Regions from separate parts of the Homo sapiens genome. Here region 1 is linked to region 2. Evidence: chromatin loops called from intact Hi-C (ENCODE). Cell type or tissue: Caco-2. All regions are shown on one strand. Links, peaks and the distances in the headings refer to the core of each region. The heading gives the core; the rest is flanking DNA.

The links. A loop is a pair of places that touch in the nucleus more often than their neighbours do. Peaks named below come from ENCODE experiments on the same cell type or tissue, not always from the same donor. Only the 100,000 strongest peaks of a DNase experiment are listed, where the experiment ranks them.
Region 1: it touches region 2 in a loop (5-fold over the local background); 4 of 110 quality-filtered maps call a loop at or near these places.

What each region holds. Positions count from the first base shown.
Region 1 is chr15:78,335,916-78,346,608 of GRCh38, reverse strand. It overlaps CRABP1 (cellular retinoic acid binding protein 1), which reads right to left and starts at 6,256. Exons shown (of 4, transcript NM_004378.3): 1 at 6,111-6,256; 2 at 5,388-5,566; 3 at 2,997-3,110. The coding sequence starts at 6,180. RefSeq lists an enhancer at 6,078-6,706. In Caco-2, for the core only: no CTCF peak of the experiment used is centred there; a DNase peak (open chromatin) is centred at 6,310; H3K4me3 peaks cover 1,803 bases.
Region 2 is chr15:78,408,739-78,419,431 of GRCh38, reverse strand. LOC105370912 (a long non-coding RNA gene) reads right to left here. Exons shown (of 4, transcript XR_932506.3): 4 at 8,080-10,693. Among named protein-coding and RNA genes, the nearest start is that of IREB2, 24 kb to the left of the region's middle. In Caco-2, for the core only: no CTCF peak of the experiment used is centred there; no DNase peak of the experiment used is centred there.

The DNA.
Region 1 (10,693 bases), core at 1,529-9,528, 73 kb after region 2:
CAACCTCTGCCTCCCAGGTTCAAGTGATTCTCCTGCCTCAGCCTCCCAAGTAGCTGGGATTACAGGCATACACCACCATGCCCAGCTAATTTTTGGGTATTTTTAGTAGAGATGGGGTTTTACCTTGTTGGCCAGGCTGGTCTCGAACTCCTGACTTCAAGTGATCCACCTGCCTCAGCCTCCCAAAGTGTTGGGATTACAAGCGTGAGCCACTGCACCCAGCCACTAGCTTTTCATGCTAGGGATCTCCTGACCAGACTGGCAGTTATACCCACTCCTGGACACCTTTGTCCTAGCCTCTTCTCTATTGGGAAGAAATGCAGGTGATTCTGCATGCTAGGGGGTGTGGGGCTTGACTTTCCCACCGTAAGTCTACCTCGCAGATGTCTGGACGCCTCAGAACCATGTTAATTTTCCATAATTCTTTGAGTTCTACAGCCATGGATTGTCAAATGGCTGCCAGCATTTGGGTATTGAACGCTGTACCCTGGAGAAACTATTCTCACTAGCTGACAGCTCTCCCCAGCTAACAAATAGCTTCATGACATGAGAAGAAATCGCCGCATTTCCAACCACATTTGAAGCGCCCTTCTCAGCCTGCAAACTATGCTTAGAGGTTCCCGACAGAAACTCTCTGTAGAATATTCCAGAGTGGTTTGTGGGAGTATACTCAGTTTTCAAAGGAAGGCAACTTATAGCCTGGGGGCAATTTACTGTTGGCGCTGGGAGAGCTTATTTCAACTTAACTAGAATAATTGCCTCTTGTTATATAGAGACTGCATCTCTCTGCGTTTTAGATTTATTAATGATAATAACCCTTGAAACAAAAGCCCACATTTCAGATCCAAAATGCCAAGAGTTAATACTCCCTTTCCCTTTGAGTCTTGTATATATGTTTGCTGTGCCAGGGAAGAATGCAGGGATAGAACTGAAGTTGGGAGGAGGGAGGATTTGAAAGTGATGGGGTCCATCTAGCAGAATTTGGCCTGTGACTCCAGCTGCTCGTATACTACAGAGGTTAATAAAATCACTCTTTCTCAGAGCAAACCGATCCTACTGAACCCTCAGCTACATTCTAAAACTCTAAAATCATCTCCCTCTGCTGTCTCTGGTACCAGTAAACCATATACGCCTTTTCTCCTAAATTTCCATGTCTCAGCCTCAAATTGCTCCCCCAAGCCCAGCAAGTATCCTTTCCCTGGAAACAATATTAACCAGGTTGCAAATTAAGCCAGTCCTTTCTCTGTGAAAGGAGAAAGCATGTTAAATCATACCAGGGAAGGACAAGAGGAGAGAGAGAAAGATCAAGCAGTCTCATTTCAAGTAATAGCTCAATTTAGGGTCTTCTTGCAGAATAAACATGTAATTTCAAGGCTGAGAGGGACCTCAGGGATCAGACTTCAGCTTAACCCCTCATTGTATAGCAAGGGGAAGAGCTTGGGAAGGGAAGGCCTATGCTCAGGTCACACTGCAAGTCCTTTCCTAGCACCCTTCAGCAGGCAGTCTCCTATTCACAACATTTCAAGGTGACATTCACTAAGATGGAGCAGAGATTAACAAAATACCTAATGGAGAACAAAGGATATAATTTCCTGGTTACCCAAAACAGCTTTCCCTTTTCTGGTCTGGAAGAAAAGGGTGGTTGCAAAACCCTTAATTAGTTTTTTTGTTTTTTTTTTTGTTTTTAATTTTGAGACAGGGTCTCAGCTCTGTTGCCCAGGCTAGAGTGCAGTGGCATGATCACAGTTCACTGCAGCCTCAAACTCCTGGGCTCAAGTGATCCTCCCACTTCAGCCTCCGAGTAGCTGAGACTACAAGCATGTGCCACCACACTCAGCTAATTTTTTTTTTTTTTTTTTGTAGAGATAGGGGTCTCACTATGTTGCCCAGGCTGTTCTCAAACTCCTGGGCTCAGCCTCCCAAAGTGCTGGGATTACAGGTGTGAGCCACCAATCCCAGCCCAGTTTTGTAACACAAAGGGAGAGCGAGGGGGATTGTTCTGCCCTCAGCCTTCCTTTGTTCTCTACCTAAAAAAAGGGGAGGAAGTGTGTGCTTAAATTATAGAGGTTTCTAATTTGGCCTCACTAGGTAAGTTTTGTTTGGCTAGGAGCAGGTGTTTAAAATGTTTTCGTCTGAATACTTTTTTTTTTTTAGAGACAGAGTCTCTGTCGCCCAGGCTGGAGTGCAGTGGTGCCATCTCAGCTCACTGCAACCTCCGCCTCCTGGGTTCAAGTGAATCTCCTGCCTCAGCTTCCCGAGTAGCTGGGATTACAGGCATATGCCACCACGCCCGGCTAATTTTGTATTTTTAGTAGAGACGGGGTTTCTCCATATTGATCAGGCTGGTCTCAAACTTGCAACCTCAGGTGATCCACCCGCTTTGGCCCCCCAGAATGCTGGGATCTGAATACTTTTAAGGAAAAGCCTATCTTTTTTAGTTCTACAGGGGCTCATCTCTCCACACTGTGTTATACTCAGACACTTCCCAAATTAGCATTCATTGCCTGGCTCCCAAAGGCCATTGGAGTTTGCAAATCACAGCTAAAAATGTTCTCTAAGGTTCTGAGTGCTGATGTGATAAAAATTACTGAAACCTTTTCCAGCCAGCAAAAGGGGGAATGAGAATGAAAAAAAATCCCTTCTGCCATGTGAGCGTGGGGACCTCATAGAGCCTAAGCATTCCAAGCCTGATGAGAGGGGAGCTTGGCTTAAAGCATGTCACCGCCACTGGGATGTATTAGTGTGGATAGTGGCAGGCACTCCAGCCTGTCTCCAGCCCCTATTCCATCCTCTGAGCCACTCCTCTTTCCTGCCAACCATTTAACAATGATTTCCTCTGACCTGAACTGTCATCTCGGGTTTTCTGCTCTAATTTTAATCCAGGGCAAATGGTGTCTTTCTCTGAACGGCCGAGTGAGGAGGACATATTTGTGGGGCCCATCTGGGGCCCCCTCTGGGGGAACTTCAGGATTATTTCAGGGTCAAGGGTTCCCTACCAGGATAAGTTCATCGTTGGCCAGCTCACGGGTCCAGTAGGTTTTGGGGCCGTCCCCTTCAAGAAGAGTTTGCGTGCAGTGGATCTTGTTCTCATTCTCCCAAGTGGCTAAACTCTGCAGGCGGGAAAACCATTAGTGACATTAATTAGAGTCTCAGCAGCGGGAGCAGGGACAACAATGAGCATTGAAAAATAATTGCTCTGCAGAGAATCAACACATGGTCCCTGTCAGCAGGCCACAGATTCTTCTCCGCTGAGCCTTATAAAGTCCAAATTCAGAGTGCTGGTCACAGATTTTATGGGGTATAAATACACCTTGTATAACACACACACACACTCACAAGCACACACAAACAATCTCTTACTGAAGCAGCGAGGCCTTAGGCATGCTTTACATCTCTAGGAATAAAATTTAGAGCATGAAATGATTCATTTATATAAAAATTAGCTAACCCTTCAAACAATTTGGATTTTATTTATTTTTATTCATTTTTTTTTTGAGATGGAGTCTCGCTCTGTTGCCCAGGCTGGAGTGCAGTGGCACAATCTTGGCTCCTTACAACCTCCACCTCCCAGGTTCAAGCAATTCTCCTGTCTCAGCCTCCTGAGTAGCTGGGATGACAGGTGCCTGCCACCACGCCCAGCTAATTTTTTTGGTATATTTAGTACAGATGGGGTTTCACCAGGCTGGTCTCGAACTCCTGACCTCAGGTGAACATAATTTGGATTTTAAAAGCAAGAACCTTCACATCAGAACCACAAGATTTGACAACAGTTAAGACACCAAGTTTGTAACCACATCTGTCATCAGCCTATCAGGAGCACGATTCCCTGCATGGATTTTGGGATAGGAACGTCCTTTCTGTTCACTCCTCATCAGATTTAGTGCACCCCTGCACTGATAAACCTCGGTGTCTTTGGCTCTGAGGGTTAAAATGCTGCCACTTTCCCGGTTACATCCCTTTAGAAAAAATTTAAAAAGCAAATCAATCTGAAGGCTCTTCATGCTTTTGGAGGTGGGAGGCAAAAGGAGGGATTTCCTGAAGTTTTTCCCCAGTGTCTGCACAAAGCTAAGTGTGGTACAGCTGGGCTGGGGGGTGGGCCAGAGCTGAATGTGCACATAATCAGTTTTTAACTAACACATGGGACACATTCATTAGGCAAGGTGTGGGGGGATGGGGGGTGCATAAAGCCCCACTCTCCCGGCTGTTGTGTGAACCTTTAATTTTTTTTTTTTAAATCAGAATTACCCTTCCTGGCAGTAGCCAACATTGGATGTCCCCAGACTGAGCCCTGCCTATTGCCAAGCCTCCTCTCTTAGACTCCCAGCCCTTCACTCTATGCTGTCCTGCTCTTTGTTTCTGCAGTGCAGTTTAGGCTTCAGATCCCACCCCCTCCAAGCGTGGAGATCATTTCCAGGCTATGACAATTCTGGAGCCAAAGATTGCCTCCTAGATCAGCCTGCTTCTGGGGGGCTTTGTTTCTTTGTCCTTCCAAGCCCGGTGCTCAGAGAGTCCCATTCCGAGATCAGACCAGGCACTGCTCAGGAAAGGTGAAAGAAACAATTTCCCACTCTCTGGAATGTTACGACTTTTTTCTTTAAAAAAAAAAAATTGGAGAAGGGGAGGGAGACATTCTGTCACTTTTTAAATAAGTGGTAGCACCGGTGATTATTTTTCCATCTGGTTAACCAAATGCAATTTTTGCCCATGCAAAAAACGAATGTACAACCCCTTGCTTCAATCCACCGGTTCATCCCTGGGCCGATGCATGGAGAAATAAAAAAAAACTCTTGCCCTTGAGGACTAAGAGAGGGCAACTAGTCCATTTTCCCAGCCAGAACCTGCCTTGCTTTTGGAAAGACTCCGCCGTTCCTTTAAGGAACCAGGCCGAAGGCGGGAAGGGAGAGGTGACGGGGCCATCGGGACTGCTAAAACTGTATCCAGAGCGTACCCAGGCGGCCCAGGGACCCGGGCGGGCGCGGGGGATACGGCGGGAAAGGAATGCAAGAGCTGCGGCTTCACCTGCGACAGAGAACCTGGCGGCTCCTGCAACCTCCTCCTCCTCCTGCGCCGCCTGCGCTTGGCGCTGCAAACCGCTGCAAAAGCCACTGCTGGGAACGCGGCGCAACCCAGAGCCCGCTCTTTAAGCGCGGCTGTTAGCACCCCGGGAGGCAGCGTAGGGATGGGGTTGAGATGGAATGAAGGTAATACTTTGTCTTGAGCCAGGGGCAACTAGGATGCACAAACCCCCTCTGCAAACAGCCAGTGTACACACCCTGCAAGGAAGGCGCGCCACAGGCTGCAAAGGGAGACACAGGTTCCTCCAGCAGCAGTGGGCCATGGGCACCGAGCGGGGACACGGGGACGCTGTAGTGGCTCTGGGGCCTCACCCTGCACTTGCGTCCGTCCACGGTCTCCTCCTCAAAGCCTTCTCCGACCTTGAAGTTGATCTCAGTGGTGCGCACCGTGGTGGATGTCTTGATGTAGAACTGATCCCCGTCCTGGCGGATCTCCACGTGCGGCTTGGACGCAGCCGCTACGGCCACTTTCCTCAGCATGGCGTTCACACCTGCGCAGGGTGCACCACAGGCTTGGGTCACGGGGCCTCGCCGCCAGTCTCGGGACCGGTCGGGCACTGGTCATACCCTAACTTTAGAAAGGGGCCTTAAAATTGATCCACTCGTTTCCCTGCCCTCGCCCTTGTTTTCGAGATGAGAGACTGAGGCACAGAGAGGGTAAGTGACTTTCCTCGAGTTGCACAGTGAATTCGTGGCAGAGCCTGGTCCCAAATTTGAGTCTCCAAATTTAAGTCCCTGATCCTCCTTGCTCTCCAGTAATCTCTCCTCGCTATGATCTAGCACGAGATAAAGTCCGCACCATCGAGGAGGGCGCCAAACATTCAGCAAACGTTCGCTGAACGCGTGGGTTCCGGGATCTCTACCAGCTTCTCCGAGACCCGGTGCGCCTGGGAGACAAGGCGATCTATTGCCCCGGGGACTCCCTCCTGCCTGGGCTCCCCAACTTCCACCCCCTCCAGGACCGGGGCACTTCCGGGACCAGGGCACCTCCGGGCCGCATCTCCCCGTCGGGGCGCGCCCTCTGCACCAGCTTACCCAGTGCCTTGAGCAGCTCGTCGAAATTCTCGCTGCTGCGCATCTTCCAGGTGCCGGCGAAGTTGGGCATGGTGGCGGTGGCGGCGGCGGCAGGTACGGACAGCGGCGGCGCAGCGGGCACACTCTGAGCTCGCAAGGCGGAGACTGGCGCTTTGCGCCCAGCGCTGCGCGCCTTGAGTCACTAGGAGAGCGCCCCCAACCCCGCCGGGCTTCTGGCCCCGCCCCGCCGGCCCTGCCCCCGCTCCCCCGCAGCCCCTACTCGGTATGCGCTCAACTCCCAGCCCAGTTGTGCCTCAGCCTCCAGAGGTGCGGGCACCCGCTCTCCAACTGGGGAGCCTCCACCTCCCTCAGGACACCCACATCCCGCTTTAAAATGGGTGGTGGGAGAGGGTTAGCTGAAACAAGATGGGCTTGGAGGGGATAACTGTTGAAGCTGGGCGGTGTGGACTTGGGTTATGATTCTACTTTTCTCTCTACTTTTGAATATGTTTGAAAATATCCATAACATAAACTTAAAGTGGATAGCGAGCGGGGCCATCAGGGGATGGGACCCACTCTTTTTTCACCTCCGGTCGTACCTACTGGGTGTGCCCAGATGGTGTCCCTTCCCTCCCAGTCCGGGATCCTATTCTGAAACCCTCTCCCCGCATCCCCACGCCCCCCACAGGACCCATGGGGAGTGAGTGGCAGGAAACCGCAACCCCCATCAACACCAGCTTGGGCACTGAGGCGCGAATCCACGAGCTGCGGGTCCTCCGCGTTCCGAGTGCAGGAGGGGGCCAGACCTTTGTCAGGGCTCAGGACAAACTGTGGGTCGAGAGGCATGGACTGAATCAGCTCCAGAATCTGGGCTAGGTGCGGCCTGTTTTGCAAAAGCGTGAGGCTTTGCACTCTTCGGGCAGGCTGTGAGGGCCAAGGGGAGGAAGTCTTCTCCCTTTGCTCCCAAATAACCTAAACATCACGACCTAAAGTCCCCTCGGTGTTTCCACTAAGGGAGTACAAACACTTCACTATTACCCTTGTAGCTCTTCTCTGTACATTTTCCTTCCAGCTTTTTCCCACTATTTTACCATCTGCACACCTCAGCCAAACTGTACAATTCAGGATTCTAGAACGTGCCATGCATTTTATTATCTCTAAGTTTTTGCCCATGCCATGGCTTCTTCCTTGAATGCCCCTTTCCTCATCGGGTTAATCAAATCTTGCCCATTCACGAAAGCCCATCTTTATGCTCTCTCTTTTGTGAAATTCAGTTTCCTAATAAACTGTGATTATTTTTCTCTGAATTGACAGGATTCTTGTCCGGTCCTGCTCTTGTTCAAGTCTTCGCTCTGCTATAAACTGAACTCCTGGAGGGCAGTGATCGTTTATCCACTTGTCCTCCCTTCCTAAGGCTTAGCCAGGTGGGGCTCGATAACTGTGCATTGATTTGAGGAGGATGTGAGTGGTGGCCTGGGGTGAAGATTCCCCCAGGACCTTGGGGAATCTGTGCTGAGTGCCTACTGAACAGGGCCCTGGAAACTTCTGGAGGTGGCTGGGGCTGGGTTGCTGCCAGGAGGCTCCGAGGATCTGTCTAAGAAAGCAGCTGAGGACAGGAGAGGGGAGTGGGGCCATCACCAGCTGGAAAGGGGCATGGGCAGGGCCGGCATTCTGGACGTGCCGTCTGTGCAGTCACACAGGGCCATGCACTTAGAAGGGCCTGATAGTTAGATTGGAAAATGGAAAAGCAGGAATGCTCTGCTATTGCCAGCTTGAACGTCAGAATACTTTTTGTTTGTTTGTTTGTTTTGAGACAGAGTCTCGCTCTGTTGCCCGAGCTGGAGTGCAGTGGCGCAATCTTGGCTCACTGCAACCTCTGCCTCCTGGGTTTAAATGATTCTCCTGGCTCAGCCTCCCAAGTAGCTGGGACTACAGGTGTGTGCTACTATGCCCAGCTAATTTTTTGTATTTTTAGTAGAGACAGGGTTTCACTGTGTTAGCCAGGATAGTCTCGATCTCCTGACCTCGTGATCCGCCCTCCTCGGCCTCCCAAAGTGCTGGGATTACAGGCATGAGCCACCGTGCCTGGCCCCATAATACTTTTTGAACAAGGAGTCCTGAATTTTTATTTTGCACTGGGATCTGCAAATTAAGTAGCAGGTCCTGGATGTGGGAGGCAAGGGATGGAGCTGCCATAGAATCAAACCCACTTCACAGAGGGTTGAGTGCCTCTCCAGTGAAGGGGCAAAACAGGAGTGCCATCCAGCTAATGCAGGCCTCTGCCCCCATCCAACACTCTTCCCTAAGAAGGCTTCAGCCATCTAAAGGGCAGGGCTGGGGAGGGACTGGGGCAGGAGGCTGGAGGAGGGCAGCAATGTTGGAGCAGCATCCTAGTTTACAGCCCAGAGAGACCTTGTGAGGATAGTCAGAGGGCCGTGGATGAGGCACAAAGGTGACAGAGAGCTCTTGCAGCAAAGGCATTGGATGGACAAAGAGGGAAGAGGGAAAGAAGAAGGTGAGGGAGGGAGTCAGAGAGAGAATGGGGCAAGAGGGGCCAGATGAAGGTGTCCACTCCAAAAGTTGGCCATACTGGGACAGGACAGTGGTGTCGTTCTGCAGGCACAAAACAAGGGCGGGAGCAGGGTCCAGGAGTGAGGAGGGCACAGCCAGTTCAGCCATAGAGTGGAAGATGATCCCAGAGTCCTTGTGAGCCCACTCTCCTTGTTTTTAAGACAGGGTCTGGCTCTGTCGCCAGTGCTGGAGTGCCCTGGTGCCATCTTGGGTCACTGTAACCTTGCCTCCCGGGCTCAAGCAATCCTCCTGCCTCAGCCTCCCAAGTAGCTGGGATTACAGGCATGCACCACCGTGCCTGGCTAATTTTTGTATTTTTAGTAGAGACAGGGGTTTGCCATGTTGCCCAGGATGGTCTCGAACTCCTGAGCTCAACCAGTTTGTCCACCTCAGCCTCCCAAAGTGCTAGGATTACAGGCATGAGCACCCAGCCTGCTGTCCTTGTTAATGGAAGTTTAGAGGTGACCAGAGCAGACAGGAGGGGCCAGGACTTCTCAGAAGACCCAAATCTCATCAGGTGGCACATGGAAATGGGAGGGCAGGCTGCTATCACCTTCCTGGCTACTGGGGAAACCCCAGAGTCAAGAGGGCCACAAAAACACCACCACCATGGCTGGGCACGGTGGCTCACACCTGTAATCCCAGCACTTAGGGAGGCTGAGGCAGGCGAATCACCTGAGGTCAGGAGTTCGAGATCAGCCTGGCCAACATGGTGAAAACCCATCTCTACTAAAAATACAAAATTAGTCGAACATGGTGGTGCGCCCCTGTAGTCCCAGCTACTCAGGAAGCTGAGTGAGGAGGATCACTTGAACCCAGGAGTCCCAGGTTGTAGTGAGCAGAGATCGCACCACTGCACTCCAGCCTGGGCAACAGAGTGAGATTCCGTCTCAAAAAGAAACAAACAAACCAACAAATAAACAAACAAAGAAAGCCACCACCATCGTGGTGTTTCTGTGGATCCAGAGCAGGCCCCCTGCTGGGCAGAGACCCGGCTCTTGGCCCGGGTCTTCAAACAGATGGGCAGAACCACCTGAAATGCTCTGACCTCCCTGTCTTCTCTCCTTCTCTTCTTTTACCCTTCCATTCGCTAACCTTTGCTGACCATCTCTGTGAGCCAGGAACTGGGTGCACCTCTGAGGATAGTGACCACTCAAGATCCAGGTCCTGTCTTGAAGGTTCACTGTTTACACAGGAGGAAATAACCTAGAAACTCTGTGATCACCACACGGGCTAATAGTGCCTGAGGGGCAGGTACTGAGCCCAGCCTGGGTTGAACCTTAGGAGTGGATCCAGAGGGGCTGTGAGAGTGAGGGAGTACAGTCAGAAGAACAACACGTGCAGGGACAGGGTTATGTGTTTGGGAACCACATATCTTTTGGCCTGGCTGGAGTGCATACCTTGAAGGGAGCAAGGTAGGAGGTAAGACAAGAGATGAGCTGAAGGCACTCTCCTAAGGACAAAGGGTCATGAATGCAGCGTTCCCAGGTGGCCACATAGAAGGATTTAAGCAGAGATGAGCCATGGTCCTACTGCATATTTGGAAAGTTGCCACCACCACAGCGTGGAGAATGAATGAGAGGAGACAAGTATATTACCAGGGATGCAGGGAGGAGGATTTTGCCCTGAACTAGGCAACCAGCGGTGATGTCGGCAGTGGGTTAGACCACAGTGGTTCCCTAAGGCTAGTCTGTGATTTGAGTCAGGCATTACAGCAGCCTGGGGAGCTTTCTAGAAATTCAGATTCCTTGGCCCCAGCCCAGGAGATTTGGATCCTGTAAGTCGTGGATAGGGCCCAGGAAACTGTGTTCGGCAAGTTTTCCAAGTGATTCTCCTTGCACAGCCAGATTGACTTTACAATATGTCATGACTGGTAGGGGTGAGGGAAGTGGGAGCAAGAGGCCAGAATGACTCCTAGATTCCTGGGTGGTGTGCTTGGTGGTCTCATTTGCTGCTATAGGTAAGACATGGATGGCAGATGAGTTTTATCTGGGAAGCGCTGGGTTTGAGTTGTCTGAGTATCCAGGATCCAG
Region 2 (10,693 bases), core at 944-8,943:
GTACCCATTCCCTAGCCCCCTGCCCACTAAATTGTCCATTAAAACCCTAGGCCTCTGAGCCTTCAGGGAGACTGGTTTGAGTGATAACTCTAGTTCTCCTGTCTGGGTCAGCCTCGTGTCAGTTAACTTGCTCTACTCCAATGCCACAGTTCCAGTGAATTGATTTTGTCTGTGCAGCAGGCAGGAAGAACTCATCTGGTGATTGCAGTTTTAGGACCCAGAATACCTTTGTGTGTTCTTAAAACAAGAAGCTTTGTCCCTGGAAATGTAATGACTTGATCCTGACATTCAGAGAGAAGGGAGATTAACATAATGTTCATGGAAGGAATTGAAGTTTGGTTCCATAGCTCAGAGCATGCCACATCCCTCTCCTATGTTCTCCCTTTCCATGCCCTCGCCATCACCTCATGTGGGGCTGGATTTCCCTGGCCTCCTGACTCTATCTGTAACAGCCAGCTGAGCTTCCTGAGGCACCAAATTGATGACAGCCACTTTCCTGTTCAAAACCCCCAGTCTGTGCACAAAAGATCAAAGTCTAAACTCTAGCTCGGCTGGGCGCGGTGGCTCATGCCTGGAATCCCAGCACTTTGGGAGGCCAAGGGGGTGCTGATCACTCGAGGTGAGGAGTTCGAGACCAGCCTGGCCAACATGATAAAACCCCATCTCTACTAAAAATGCAAAATTTAACCTGGTGTGGTTGCGGGCGCCTATAATCCCAGCTACTCGGGAGGCTGAGGCACAAGAATCGCTTGAACCCAGGTGGCGGAGGTTGCAGTGAGCTGAGATGGTGCCACTGCACTCCAGCCTGGGTGACAGCAGGAGACTCAGTCTCTAAATAAATAAATAAATAAATAAATAAATAAATAAACTCTCCAGCTTGATATTTGAGCCCTCTCACCTTCCTGGATCTTCTGCGTCATCTCACTGAGTCATCTGCTTTCCAGGGGAAGCAGGCCCTGAGCTTCCCCACATCAGCCTCTGTTTCTGCTGTTCCACCCTCACCCCCCGTTCATCTCCCATGAATGCCACCCCCTTCCTCTCCAGCTAGGCAAACCCACCCATCCATCACCCTGCACCCTTTTTTTCCCTGAAATCTTCCCAATCTTTCACACCTCAATGTCACTGCTTCTCTCTCAACATGGGTGACATCATTATTGCAGCCTTCCTGACAGCTCTTCCGGCAGACCCATGGAAGGGCTCTTTCAAACCAGGCACTGCTGAGCAAAAGGGAGGCCGGGTTGGAAGGATTTGGCAGGGCTACTGAGGACCCTTCAGCACCACTGCCTCCCACTAGGCCCATCTCTTGAGGCCCTCCCCCAGCCTCTTGGCCTTTGAACTTTCAGAGCCCTGCCCTACACATTCTGCCTGCTCTTTGTCACCCCATTCCCCGAGCTCAATCTTTCATAATGTAAGCATCTATCTCCCAGCACCGGGTATATCTGTAGTATTGAACTTTTTTTTTTTTTGAGGCAGGGTCTCGCTCTGTCACTCAGGCTGCAGTGCAATAGTGTGATCTCAGCTCACTGCAGCCTCTGCCTCCTGAGTTCAAGCAATTCTCCCACCTCAGCTTCCTGAGTAGATGGGACTACAGTCATGTGCTACCACTCCCAGCTAATTTTTGTATTTTTAGTAGAGACGGGGTTTTGTCATGTTGCCCAGGCTGGTTTTGAACTCCTGATCTCAAGTGATCTGCCTGCCTCAGCCTCCCCAAGTGCTGGGATTGAGGCATGAGCCACTGCACCCAGCTGCGTTGAACATTTTCTATTTTTCATACAATTCAGCCCAAAACATAAGCCCACTACTGTATCTGGTACTCAGCTGAAGAAGCTGCTGTCTATCTATGCTGGAGGAAGAGCTGGCTGTATTGATCTTATTCAAAGATATTTTTGTCATGCAATAATGCAATATATAGAAAACCTAGAGGATTTTCAAGGTCATTTTGACTAAATAGGATTTTTACTTTAAATGCTGACTTTAGAACCTATGCCTGTATAAGATGTGGCTCTGCTATGCAGAGTTTGTGAGATTATTAGGAAGTATGACTCCATTTGGAAAAATAGCTGCTCTGAATAGGTAGAGACCTTTGCAAACTGTCTCTGAATCCTAGGATGTCTTCTCCTGTAGGGCATGAGCCTTGGGAGGAAGCTGGGAGCTGATTCAACTGATGCGACAGTGTTCTGACCCCTTTTTGTCAAATGAAGCAAGTGAGGCCTGAAGGAAATAATGTATACAGTGGTCCATTTCCAAGAAAATGTGCCTTAAATCAGCTTAGGTTAGCAAACTACATAAGAAACAGGATATACTAGGCCCCTGCTTGGATAGCCGATGCCTGCTTGTTGTGCGCAGCCCCCTCACCACCCCCTGCCGCCTTAGTTGCCCTCACCCGAACCAAAGAAGTTTAGTCTAAAATGAAAGTTTATTAGTCTGCAAAATAGCTTGCTTTGTCTGTTCTTATCAGCCTGCCCAGCTACGTAGGTCGTAAGTCAAACACTTAAAGAGCCCCTGAGCTAACTAGGATTGCGATGCATTGTGGGCTGCAGCAAAATGCAGCAAGACAACCCTAAAGAAAACACCTAAAGCCCCTATCCAACAACCAATAGACGACGTCCAGGAAGATTGTGACCCCACAGTACTCAAGCCTATGAGGAACAGGGGAAGGGACCTGCTCACTAGGGTATAAATTGCTTGTTAAAACTGTGCTGGGTGTGTCTGCCCATCAGACACCCAATCTTGCAAGACTATCATTAAAAGTCTCACTTTTGCTGATCTCCAGGTCTCCGAGTTCATTCTTTGGGTTTGGACAGGTAAGTTTGTTTCTCACAAGGCCCAGAGAAAGGAAGCGACTTATCGGAAAGTCTGAAGGAGAAGACAGCAGGTGAGACCCAGCTTGGCAAATTGTCACAATCAGGACACCACCATGATCAGATACCACGACTGCTGCTGCTAGCTGAAGAGTCACTCTGTGCCTGCCACCATCTATACTAGTTAATGCCTCATGCTCTGCTTCTTAATACACATAAAGCGTGTGACTGGACACTGGAATTCTCAAGGGCCACTGAAAAATCAGCAGACCCAGCAGAAGTATGGCCTCCTCCTCACCTTCCGTGCAAGCCCATCTGATATGCTGAGCCCAAATCACACCACAAATCCTGCTACAGGGGAGTCTGGGAAATACAGATCTGAGCTTTCCAGCTTCCTCAGTGGAGGAAGGAACACAAGGAGAATGAAATTGATGCTGAGCACCAATTCATCATTATAAACTTGTTTCTGTTAAACAATTAGCTGCAGTAGATTCAGATTCAAGTGTCTACAAATCAAAACCCCTGTCCCACACAGGTTCTGTCTCTGGTGAGAGTGTCCCTTCTCACTTCCTCCAGGAGATGCCTGTTCCATTGTGTGACAGACTGTCTATGAAGATGTTTTCTTTTATGTTGAGCTGAAACCTGTGCTCATCTGGTTCTCACCTGTCCCAACTTTGCTTTCTGGGACCAAACAGAATGCATCGACTCCTGTTTCCTTTTAACTGCCCTTTGGCGATCCGAAGATGGTGATAGTAATGTTCCCCATACTGTTCAGCAGCGCTGAAAACACTGGTTTCCAAATGAAAAAGCACTGAGGCAAGCCAGGCACCAGTGTAAAGGTGAAGAGAGTTGTGGCATTAAAGAGATGACAAGGGCAACCATTCATTGTCTTCCACTGAGGGGAGAATATATTCACCTTGTCTTAACAAAGGTAAAAACCACAGCCAATCCACAACTCCCAGGCTACTAAGAGGCTGTAGAAACCAATTAATTCAAAATGCATTATATACCATGCGCTAAATTGGTCACCAGAGGGAGTCTAGGTATAACAGGATCTTTGGCTAGAACCATCATTATGACAGTTTGTATTTGGAGAGCTTTTTCCTTCTCTCATCCAAAGGAGTCCCAGCACCTTGCCACCACCACCTGTCTCATTAATGAACACACTATCTCAAGTGAGCGAGGCAGGTGGCCAGTCTCATTATCTCACTTTTTAAAGAAGGGCACCTAGAGGTCAAGTGACTTTTGTTTCACAGCACGCTAATTAAAACCTTCTGTAGCTGTTATTCGCAAGTTCATGGGCTCCTTAAAAGCTTTGTCAGTGATTTCAAAAGCCTATTTCACTTACTGACTGCTTTAACACTCCCATTAAGAAGTGAAGTGAAAAACAAACCAAAAAAGAGCAGTTTTGTTTTCATTCTGGTTATGTATGAATATGTCAAAGGATTTGGTTAAAAAAATTAACTGCCTACTGAGGCAGGATTTATTCATTCACAATCTTGCTGGTTTCTCACTTTGAGTAAATATTATGGACTATACAAAGACCAAGACCTTGGCCCCAAGCAATTACATTTATGGACTATAATTAAATGTTATGAACTATAAAAAATCAGGACCTTGGCCCCAAGAAATTACAGGTGGGAAGGCTATAGGGGTGGGCTAGAGGAGGATAAAGCCATTTTTGGCTGGGGTGATATGGAAATGCTTCGTAAAGAGATGGCAAAGGATGGGGGAAAAAACAAAGAAAGCAGTGGGCATTCATTCCCTACTGTGGGGCATCCTGGGCACCTGGCCAAGGCGTGCTGGATGCCCAGTTCTTGTCCTGCCTCCTGCTCTGCTCCCCAGGCTCTCACAGATTCTGGTGCATCCCACCATCTTTCCAGCAAATTCCATTTTGGCTTAAGCCAGCCTGAGTCTCTGGGCGGTACCAATGAGTGAACAAAGTCCTGGAGGAGGAGAAGACCAGGACTTTCAGTGGATTGGACAGAGTAGATTTGCAATGGTAAGGTGTGAACTGCCAAATCTTCTTCCAGATGGTTCCAAGTACCAAACTCACATTTTAAAAGTGTGCTGCCATCATATAAAATGTGACCATTGGAGGAAGCTGGGTAGAGGGTACATAGGATCTCTCTGTATTTGTTTGGCAACTTTCTGTGAGTATAATTACAGCAGGTCCTCAGGTAATGTCATTTTGTTCATTGTTGCTCCATTTTGTTTCATTATAATGTTGATGAGAAAAAAATGGATTCCTGGCTGGGGTCACTGTCTATAGGGAGTTTGCACATTCTTCTATATCTGCCCGGGTTTTTTCTCTACTTTCTCTGGCTTCCTCCCACATCCCAAATATGTGCACATGAGGTGAATTGGCATGTCTACATTGTCTCAGGACGAGTGTGTGTGTGTGTGCGTTTGTGCGTGCACACACCCTGCGATGAGATGGTGTCCTGTCCAGGGTGGGTTCCTACCTTGCACCCTGAGGGGCCAGGATAGACTCTGGCTGCCTGTCACCCTGAACTGGAATAAGCAGGTTGGAAAATTAATGCATGAATAAATTAAAATTATTTTAAAATAAAAATTTGGCTGGGTGCGGTGGGTCATGCCTGTAATCCCAGCACTTTGGGAGGCTGAGGCGGGTGGGTCACGAGATCAGGAATTCAAGACCAGCCTGGCCAACGTATTGAAACCCCGTCTCTACTAAAAATACAAAAATTAGCTAGGCACGGTGGCGGACATCTGTAATTCCAGCTACTTGGGAGGCTGAGGCAGGAGAATTGCTTGAACCTGGGAGGTGGAGGTTGCAGTGAGCCAAGATTGAGCCACTGCACTCCAGCCTGGGTGACAGAGCAAGACTCTGTCTTGGGAAACAAATAATAGTAAATAAATAAATAAATAAATAAATAATAAAAATTCATGAAGTGTATGATAATCATCCAGAAGTTCAGCAGTATACACTGCAGTACAAAAGTGCTCAGCAAGCTCTCTGGATCTGAGATTGTTTTGGAACTCCAACTCCATGGTGGTAGGAGGTGCTCCTTACAATGTTGACTTTGCAAACATTTGTTCCTTGATTTTATTTTTTAACATTTTTTATTTATTTATTTTTATTTATTTATTTTGAGACAGAGTCTCTCTCTGTTGCCCAGGCTGGAGGGCAGTGGCATCATCTCAGCTCACCGCAGCCTCTGCCTCCTGGGTTCAAGCAATTCTCATGCCTGAGCCTCCCAAGTAGCTGGGATTACAGGCATGAGCCACCACACCCAGCTAATTTTTGTATTTTTAGTAGAAACGGGGTCTTGCCATGTTGGCCAGGTTGGTCTTAAACTCTTGACCCCAGGTGATCCACCCACCTCGGCCTCCCAAAGTGCTGGGATTACAGGGGTAAACCACAGCGCCTGGCCTTTTCCTTGATTTAACCCATCACTATGACGGCTGTCACACACTGATTCGCCAAAAATGGGGTAATTGCCTACTTTTTTTTATTACTCTTTGTTAAATGCATGTATAGCTCACATTTATTTTGATGTTTAATATTATAAGTGTTTTGGGTCTTTATTTAGAAGTTTGGTGATATTTTAATGACCAGAAATGTGCCATAAGAACTTAACTCTTATTTCTATCAATTAGCCTGTAGTGGCTGGGCTTGGTGGCTCACACCTGTAATCCTAGCACTTGGGGAGGCTGAGGCAGGCAGATTGCTTGAGACCAGCCTGGGCAACATGGTGAAACCCTGTCTCTAAAAAAAAAACAAAAATTAGCTTATAGTAAAATTGGTTTTCTTATACATCATTTCACTAAAGTCATGGGTTACAAAAACCTATTGACAACATTAAGTGAGAACTCACTGTATTTTTAAAAAGGTTTTTTGGGGTTGAGGGAAGGCTGAGGCAGGAGGATCACCTGAGCCCAAGAGTTCAAGTACAAACTGGGCAACATGGTGAGACCCCCCCCCCCACTCTACTAAAAATAAAAACTTAGCCAGGCATGGTGGTGCCTGGAGACCCAGCTACTTGAGAGGCTGATGTGGGATGACAGAACAGGTGAGGATGTGAGAAATTGCCTCCTGGATCCACTACTGCCTGAAGTTTACTCTTACAAACTGCTGGGATGTGATGTGTGGGTGTGTTGGCCCCAACTAAAAAGGCCAGGGGAGAGGTGAAGGGACAAAGATGGTGTCTTCGTCCTTTTGAACTGTCATAACAAAATACTATAAATGAGTAGTTTAAACAACAGATTAACAAACGTATTTCTTTTCCTTTCTTTCTCTCTATTTTTTTTTTTTTTTTGAGACAGGATCTTGCTCTGTTGCCCAGGCTGGAATGCAGTGATGTGATCTCAGCTCACAGCAACCTCTGCCTCCCTGGCCCAAGCAAACCTCCCACCTCAGCCTCCTGATTAGCTAGGACCACAGGCCCAAGCCACCACATCTGGCTAATTTGTGTGTGTGTGTCTTTAATAGAGATGGAGTCTCACTATGATGCCCGGGCTGGTCTTGAACTCCTGAACTCAAGCATTCTCCCTACCTCAGCCTCCCGAAGTGCTGGGATTACAGGCATGAGCCACCTTGCCTGGCCAGAAATGTATTTCTCTCCGCTCTGGAGATTGGGAAGCCCAACATGAAGGCGTTGGCATATTCAGTGTCTAGTGAGAGCTCATCCTCTGGTTCATGGATGGCGACTTCTCACTGTGTCCTCACATGAATGACAGGGACAAGGCAACTCTCTGGGGCCTCTTTATAAGGGCACAAGTCCCACTTATAATCCTTCTATATCACCACATTAGTGATTAGGTTTCAACATCAGAATTTTGGAGCAATAAAACATTAGCATAGCAGATGGGAAGAACAATAATCAGATGAATGGATAAATGGCTGCTCACCGGTCATGCATGAGACACTGAGCCAGGGGCCACGTGTGGATTTCATTTAATCCTCACATCAACCCTTCCTGGCAGGGAATATCATCTGCCTCTACAGATGGAGAAAAGAAGCAAAGTGACTTGTCTTAGCTAGTAGGTAGCAGAGGTATGATGAATGTACAGGTCTGTTGGCTAAAAGCCAGTACCGCGGCCACCAGGCACTGCTCCACCCCAACCTGCACCTCCAGCCCCTCCTCAACTCTAGGGGCACAGACTATTTCCCCTCAAGGTACTAAAAAGTCTTCACATTACCTCATTATACCCTATCCTGTTTCGTTTTGTTTTTTCATCTGTAGCTGTTTGATTTACAAAACAAAAGCAGGAAGCCACTCAAATATCCATAAACAGATGAATGAATATACAATGACATTTTACAGCAGAGTGTATTTATCAGCAATGTAAAAAGAATGAACAATTCATATGTCTACACTGATAATATCAAAATAAGCATGATGACAGAGCACCCAGGGATTATAAGAGGAAACACTTTATTACATCAGTCCAAAAATTCCAGAAAGTGGAAATTACTCTATTGTACAGCAAAGTAAATCAGTGGTTATCTGGAAGGCAGAGAGAAAGACTTTATAAAAGGCTCCAGGTAAATGTAAAGGTGATAGATAAGTTCATTATTGTGACTCTGATGATGGTTTCATGGGATTACATGAAACACAAGACTTATACTACAGCTTAAATATGTGAAGTTTATTGGATGTCATTTATACCTTTTATTTTATTTTGTTTTTGAGATGGAGTCTCACTCTGTCGCCCCAGCTGGAGTGCAGTGGCACAGTCTCCGCTCACTGCAACCTCTGCCTCCCAGACTCAAGTGATCCTTCCCATCTCAGCCTCCCGAGTAGCTGGGACTACAGGCACATGCCACCAAGACTGGCTAATCCTATCCTGTTTTAAGTGAAATTGCCCCTGCCCCATGCTCCTGGCCACAGCTGATTGAATTTGGTGTGGTCGCCGCACCTGAGGGCCAGCAGTCCACAGCTGTCTACCACTGGTGCAATACCGCGGTGCTGGACCCACTGGCATGTATGTTACTAATTTTGATGAATCTTGCCAAATTGCTTTCCACAGAGCTTGCACCACTGGATACCTCCGCTTCCCTATGCCCTTTGATAACCATCTGTTATCAGGATTATTTTTCTTTTTTTTTTGAGATGAGGTCTTACTCTGTCACCCAGGCTGGAGTGGGATCATAGCTCACTGTAGCCTCGACCACCTGGGCTCAGGTAATCCTCCTGCCTTAGCCTCCCAAGTAGCTGGGAAAACAGGCACACACCACCGTGGCTGGCAGATTTTTTTTTTTTTTTTTTTGAGACAGAGTCTCGCTGGAGTCAGGATGGAGTGCAGTGGCGCGATCTCGGCTCACTGCAAGCTCCGCCTCTCGGGTTCACGCCGTTCTCCCGCCTCAGCCTCCCGAGTAGCTGGAACTACAGGCACCCGCCACCACACCCGGCTAATTTTTTGTATTTTTAGTAGAGACGGGCTTTCACCGTGTTAGCCATGATGGTCTCCATCTCCTGACCTCGTGATCCACCTGCCTCGACCTCCCAAAGTGCTGGGATTACAGGTGTAAGCCACTGTGCCCGGCTGCTAATTTATTATTATTTTTTTTTTTTTGTAGAGAAGGGGGTCTTACTATGTTACCCAGACTAGTCTCGAACTCCTGGCCTCAAGTGATCCTCCTGCCTTGGCCTCCCAAAGTGCTGGGATTACAGGTGTGAGCCACTGGCCAGGATTTTTTTTTTTTTTTTGAGACGGAGTCTCGCTCTGTCACCCAGGCTGGAGTGCAGTGGCGCGATTTTGGCTCACTGCAAGCTCCGCCTCCTGGGTTCACACCATTCTCCTGCCTCGGCCTCCCGAGTAGCTGGGACTACAGGTGCCTGCCACTATGCCCGGCTAATTTTTTGTATTTTTAGTAGAGACGGGATTTCACCGTGTTAGCCAGGATTGTCTCGATCTCCTGACCTCGTGATCTGCCCACCTCGGCCTCCCAAAGTGCTGGGATTACAGGCATGAGCCACCGCGCCTGGCCAGGATTTTATTTTTTTAAGAGGGTCTTGCTATGCTGCCCAGGCTGGCCTCAAACTCCTGGGCTCCAGCAATCCTCCCACCTCAGCCTCTCAAGTAGTTGGAACTACAGGCATGAGCCACGATGCCTGGCTTGTTATCAGGACTGTTGATCTTTACAATTCTCAGGGTAATGTTTTAAAAATCAGCTTTATCAAGGTATAATTTCATATGATACCCAGGTAGTTTTGATTTGCATTTCCCCCTTTAAGAAATGAGGCTCCACCTCGTTTCATAAGCTTAAATGATGAGAAGATTTCACGGTCCCTCAAGGAGAAATACTGTCCTGCTTGGTATCTTACCTTTGCACAAATTCCCAGTTTGTGCCAGGCAGTAACACACCCTGTTTATCTTAAATTCCCAGGTACAGTCGTTTGGGTCTTCACTGGTTTTAATCCTAAGGCTGTATGAGCTTCATGTACATTATCCTGTCTGTTGCCCATAACACTTCTATGAGATGATGATGATGATTTCCATTCTAAGAATGAGGAAGCAGAGGAGACACAAGTAAGCCAGAGGCAATGCTGGGTTTAGACCCTGGTTGGCTTGAGGCCACAGCCCATAATCTTCTCACTCTCTCACTCCAACTTGAATTGGAATCAGACCACCAAGACGCCCACCACAGCTTGGCCATTAGTTGCTGTGAGACAGTGAGAAAATCCCTTCCCCTTTCTGGTCTCTGTGCAATGAGTGGATGGAGTTGCTGACTTCCATGAGCTGGATGGGAGAACAGGGCAGGAAATGATCCAGGACTGTGAAGCTGTCAGTCTCCTCCTTGTTCATCAGAGTGAGTAAGTAGCAAAGCAAAGGAAAAGCAAAACTCCCACTCCCCAAAATGCAGGCAGCATCCATTCAGTCCTGAATTCCGGGGAAAGGCGAGAGATGGGGACAGGTCCATA